Regions from separate parts of the Homo sapiens genome. Here region 2 is linked to region 1. A link is an interaction called in ENCODE POLR2A ChIA-PET data of the cell type or tissue named here. Cell type or tissue: Panc1. All regions are shown on one strand. Each heading gives the region's core, and the rest is flanking DNA. Links, peaks and the distances in the headings are about the cores only.

Region 1 (2,913 bases), core at 131-2,630:
ATAGATGACATAATTCAGAATACTTACAATGGCCCTCTGCAGCTTTCCAGTACATCCCTGTTTATCCCATTCCATCCACCGAGGCCCAACAGCATGGATGATCTGTTTGCAGGGAAGCCTCCCTGCTCCCGTGACAGCTATCTCACCAGCTGACACTTTACCATATCTGGCAACAAACTGTTTGCTCTCTTCTTGGATTTCAAATCCACCAGCTTTTACCAGGGCCAGGGCCAGGCCTCCCCCATGCAGAAGATCTTCATTGGCTGCATTCACCACAGCATCAACAGCATGTGTGGTGAGGTCATCTTTCCAGACTGATAACTCTATCCTAGGAGTCAGCATTTTTCTGAACACTTGCAGAGATTTGCTGTTGCCTTCCTGAACTGGAGAGACCAGGGTAGAGATACAGCCAAACTTATTCTGGAGGACTTCACACAGCTGACGCTCATTATTTTTTAAAATTTTGAAGTCATTGTGGTTAATGGGAATTTGCCAACTATAGTTTTCTCCAAGAGCACCAGTCTCTGGAAAAGAAGAGAAGATTAAAAAAAAAAAAAAAAAAAAAAAAAAAAAAAAGCACAGTTTGAAAGGTTGTAATCCCACTTCATACCAGGAGACTGTGTTTCCTATGTGCAAAAGAGAGATGAACTTCATGTAGTGCTCTTCATGATTCTTCTTCTCAACTACACATATAATTAGACCACGGACATCTAAGAGTTTTCAGTGGTAGGTCACCCATAAAGTGCATAGTCTTGTGCCTGGCATATATTAAGTACTCCATAAGTGGTAGTTACTATGATGCAGTGATGATGGTAGGAAAACCATGTATATGGGGGCTTGTGAATTTTTAAAAATATATATAAAAGTGGCGAGCTTAGAAAGACCAATGCTTAGGGCACAGGTATTGGAAGGGACTTAATTATGAGCCAAAATAGGCGGAGGTTTTATAACTTTTTTGCCTTTGTCAGCATCTAAGTTTATGTTTTCTTAAGAGTAGACCCTGAGACAAAGATGTGAATGTAAGTAGTTTATTTGGGAGGTGATCCTAGGAAATACTAGGGCCTTGGGGTGGGGAGGGCAGGCTGGGAAAGTAAGACAAATGAACAAAGCACGTGTAACTAGGCAGATGGAACTTAACTCTACTGGGAAACAGTGTAGATCTTGTGCCTCAGGGTTATACCACTGGAGGGGTAGTAACCACAGGAGCTGGAGTATTTATCCAACTTCTTTTTCTTTTGAGACAGGGTCTCACTGTGTTGCTCAGGCTGCAGTGTAGTGATGCAGTCTTGGCTCACTGCAACTTCTGCCTCCTATGCTCAAGCCATCCTCCCACCTCAGCCTCCTGAGTAGCCAGGGCTACAGGCTCACAGCACTACACCCACACCATCGTGTCCAGCTAATTTCCGTATTTTTTTCTGTAGAGATGGGGTTTCACCATATTGCCTAGGCTGGTCTCAAACTCCTGATTTCAAGCAATCTGCCCACCTGGGCCGATTGAAATAAGGTAGTATACCTGTTATCAATTGATGGTAAGCCCCAGTTTAGCTGGCATTTTTTCCCCTTTCTCAGAGGCATTTCCCAGAGTGCTCCAAAAGATTCAAGCAATCTGCCCACCTGGGTGGCTTCAAAAAGGCCACCATGCCTGGCCTACCCAACTTCTATTGGTCATTGATTGAGGCAGTTCCCTGGTGAGGAGGAGTAGGGGAGACATTGGACCAGCCAATGAGCACTGATACTGTCTGCTTCAGTTCAGTAAATAATTCTTTATGATATTCTAGTCTGGCACAATTTTGGTGAAATTAAAACTAATTGACTAAAAATTATTTACCGTATGTGGCAGACAAGAAGATGTGCTACTCAGATCTCCCTGCGATTGGCTATGAAGTGGGAAATACAGTTAGCTGACAGCCTCCAGCTGTTAGCCCCTCAGGGTTCATCTCAGCTTTCAGCCAAGGTCATGCTATTCTCAGGGCAGCCTCCATCAGTAGCTGAGCAAGGCCATTCATGCCCAACGTGGGACACCTCTAACAGTCAATCTCAGGCTTGCAGAGACTGTCGGGTTTTTATTACAGTCTGATGGCTAGTCTGCCCAGTCCGGCTTCCTCTCTTTACCTTTCACAGTGAATTTTTTGCACTCCTAATTCCATCTCAAATTCTGCTTCCTGGAGGACCCAGCTTGGGACACTGTATTTCATGGTGTCTAAGATATTGTTGTTACAATGCCTCTGAGAAAGGGAAAAAAATGCCAACTAAACTGGGGCATACCATCAATTGATAACAGGTACACTACCTTATTTCAGTATTGTTAAAATGTGAAAAAAAAATGTGCATCCTAAAATAGATAAAATGTGATCATTACTTTTATTTTGCTTCAACTCCCATTTCTAATCTGAGTCTCCTAGAAAGACCTCTTGTGGCCTCAATTACCCAAACGAAGCCGGAATTGGGTAGTCAGGCCCTATTGGCCTGAGCTTTGGTTGAAAATCTTTAATGGGGGACCCCTGGAATTAGGCCAGAACTATTTAGCTTGTATAGTACTCGTTGAGCAAGGAGACAATCAGTTGGCCACCCCATCTGGTCAATTCAGCCATAGGCTGTCGTTAAAAGAGTCTCACATTTACGGGCAAAGGAGAGGAATGGTGTAGGCCTTGAGAGAATATGCCTGCTGGTCGGTGCCACACCAACTCTGAAGCATGTGCGGGGGTCCCCACAAGGGTCTGCAGTCACGCACCTGAGCACTTGTAGGGGAGACATTCTTCTGTATTCCCCTTTCTCCACTGAGGAAAGATCTGAGCAAAGACTTTCTGAAACAAGAGTGAGAGCGAGGTAATCCTACCTGATTTTTCATTGTAAGCTGCTGCTCCGGCCACCTGTGAAAAATGAGAATGGCTTTCTTAAAAAATGGAAGTGGAA
Region 2 (2,913 bases), core at 311-2,810, 110 kb after region 1:
CTGAAAAGGACATAAACTCATCCTTTTTTATGGCTGCATAGTACTCCATGGTATATATGTGCCACATTTTCTTAATCCAGTCTATCATTGATGGACATTTGGGTTGGTTCCAAGTTTTTGCTATTGTGAATAGTGCCACAATAAACACACATGTGCATGTGTCTTTATAGTAGCATGATTTATAATCCTTTGGGTATATACACAGTAATGGGATCGCTGGGTCAAATGGTATTTCTAGTTCTAGATCCTTGAGGAATCGCCACACTGTCTTCCACAATGGTTGAACTAATTTACACTCCCACCAGAAGTGTAAAAGCTTTCCTATTTCTCCACATCCTCTCCAGCAACTGTTGTTTCTTGCCTTTTTAATGATTGCCATTCTAACTGGTGTGAGATGGTATCTCATTGTGGTTTTGATTTGTGTTTCTCTGATGACCAGTGATGATGAGCATTTTTTCAATTGTCTGTTGGCTGCATAAATGTCTTCTTTTGAGAAGTGTCTGTTCATATCTTTGGCCACTTTTTGATGGGGTTGTTTGTGTTTTTCTTGTAAATTTGTTTGAGTTCTTTGTAGATTCTTGTTACTAGCCCTGTGTCAGATGGGTAGATTACAAAAATTTTCTCCCATTCTGTAGGTTGCCTGCTCATTCTGATAGTGGTTCTTTTGCTGTGCAGAAGTTCTTTAGTTTAATTAGATCCCATTTGTCTATTTTGGCTTTTGTTGCCATTGCTTTTGGTGTTTTAGACATGAAGTCCTTGCCCATGCCTATGTCCTGAATGGTATTGCCTAGGTTTTCTTCTAGGGTTTTTATGGTTTTAGGTCTAACATTTAAGTCTTTAATCCATCTTGAATTAACTTTTGTATAAGGTGTAAGGAAGGGATCCAGTTTTAACTTTCTACATACGGCACCCGCCTGTATGTGGTGTCAGTCAGCCCATACTGGGAGGTGTCTCCCAGTTAGGCTACACGAGGGTCAGGGACCCACTTGAAGAGGCAGTCTGTCCGTTCTCAGAGCTCAAACAACCTGCTTGGAAAAGCACTGCTCTCTTCAGAGCTGTCAGACAGGGACGTTTAAGTCTGCAAAAGTTTCTGCTGCCTTTTGTTCAGCTATGCCCTGCCCGGAGGTGGGGTCTACGGAGGCAGCAGGCCTTGCAGAGCTGTGGTGGGCTCTGCCCAGTTTGAGCTTCCTGGCCATTTTGTTTACCTACTCAAGCCTCAGCAATGATGGACGTCCCTCCCCCTGCTAGGCTGCTGCCTCGCAGGTTGATCTCAGTCTCTGCACTAGCAGTGAGCAAGGCTCTGTGGGCATGGGACCTGTCGAGCCAGGTGCGGGATATACTCTCCTGGTGTTCCATTTGCTAACACCGTTGGAAATGCACAGTATTTGGGTGCCAGCATCCTGATTATCTAGGTACAGTCTGTCATGGCTTCCCTTGCCTATGAAAGGGACATCCCCCAACCCCTTGTGCTTCCCTGGTGAGGTGATGCCCCACCCTGCTTTGGCTCGCCCTCCGTGGGCTGCACCCACTGTCCAACCAGTCCCAGTGAGATGAACTACGTACCTCAGCTGGAAATGCAGAAATCACCATCTTCTGTGTTTATCACGCTGGATGCTGCAGACTGTAGCTGTTCCTATTCAGCCATCTCGGAACAGAGAGGCAAATGTCTGCAAATTCTTAAACACCCCTCCAGTGAGGATGTGGAATCTGTTTCTCTTCTACCTGACTATGAACTTGACTTAGTGACTCACTTCATTTTTTAGAGATGGGGTCTCTCTCTCGAGTGCAGTGGTGCCATCATAGCTCACTGCAGCCTTGAACTCCTGGCCTCAAGTGATCCTCCTGCCTCAGCCTGTTAAGTAGCTAGGACTACAGGTGCACACCACCATGCTCAGTTAATTTTTAAAAAATGTTTTTTGTTAGGCAGGGTCTAGCTATGTTGTTCAGGCTATGACTCACTTCTAATCAATAGAATGCTTGAGAAGTGAAACTATAACTTCTAAGGGCCAAGTCATAAAAAGTAATAGAGCTTTCGACTCTCTCTTGCTCTCTCTCAACATGCCTTAGGAGCTGAGTCACCAAGTTGAAAGTTCACCTACTCTGAAGCCACCATGCTGGAGAAACCATGTGGTGAGCCCACATATTGATAGAGATACCAGAGGAGCTCCAGAGGGTCCAGCCCCCAGTTTTTTGAGTTATCCTAGGCTGGGTACCAGATGTGTGAGTAAGTAGGCTTCGAGATGCCTCCAGCCTCAGCCACAGTCTGATTACAATTTTCTCAATTCTTGAGAAAGAATTGTCTAGTTTAGCCCAGTCTACCCCCAGAATCTTGAGGGATAATACCACTAAATTTGGGGGAGGATTGTTAAGCAGGAAAAGATAACTGGAATAATGTTCTCACCTCCTGCTGTATATGAAAAAAATTGTTTTAAGTTAGCTACATTGCCTACTATAAAAAGGGAGTCATTTATACTGAAATTTCTTTCATATTCATGCCTTTAAATGACTAAGAGATTATGGGATTTAGGGAAGAAGTTGATACGTAGGATAGGGATTTAATTTATTTTAATTCAGGCTTATGACCGATTTTTAGAAACAGAAAAGATCTTCCAAATCTCTTCCTCAGAGCAAATTTTTTTTGTATGTAAGGGCTTTGAGATATCTACTACTTGATTGTACGTGGAATAGCTCATAAGATTGCACTTTTTGGCGGATGATAGATGCAACGTCCAAATACTCTGAATTTGAGGCTGCAAGGAGGAAGGACGCTACTGCTTTCTTCAAGGTGTTCATGGTTAGGCTGTGGAAAACACATGGATTGAGCAGATGGCACTTATTCCCAGCCACTGACCAGCCTTCCGTTCAGTGGCATTAAAAGATGCTTTAAAATGTCAGCCTTTCCCAGGGAATGTT

The links. Peaks named below come from ENCODE experiments on the same cell type or tissue, not always from the same donor. Only the 100,000 strongest peaks of a DNase experiment are listed, where the experiment ranks them.
Region 2: POLR2A ChIA-PET joins it to region 1 with 13 read pairs; 17 of 35 experiments call an interaction of 5 or more read pairs at or near these places.

Annotation. Positions count from the first base shown.
Region 1 is chr3:122,555,598-122,558,510 of GRCh38, forward strand. PARP9 (poly(ADP-ribose) polymerase family member 9) reads right to left here. Exons shown (of 11, transcript NM_001146105.2): 3 at 2,837-2,870; 4 at 1-524. All of the region lies in intron 4 of LOC105374071 (a long non-coding RNA gene), which reads left to right. Among named protein-coding and RNA genes, the nearest start is that of PARP9, 7.2 kb to the right of the region's middle. In Panc1, for the core only: no CTCF peak of the experiment used is centred there; no DNase peak of the experiment used is centred there.
Region 2 is chr3:122,667,477-122,670,389 of GRCh38, forward strand. No RefSeq gene overlaps it. Among named protein-coding and RNA genes, the nearest start is that of PARP14, 12 kb to the right of the region's middle. RefSeq lists enhancers at 1,178-2,377, 1,803-1,852. In Panc1, for the core only: no CTCF peak of the experiment used is centred there; no DNase peak of the experiment used is centred there; H3K27ac peaks cover 607 bases.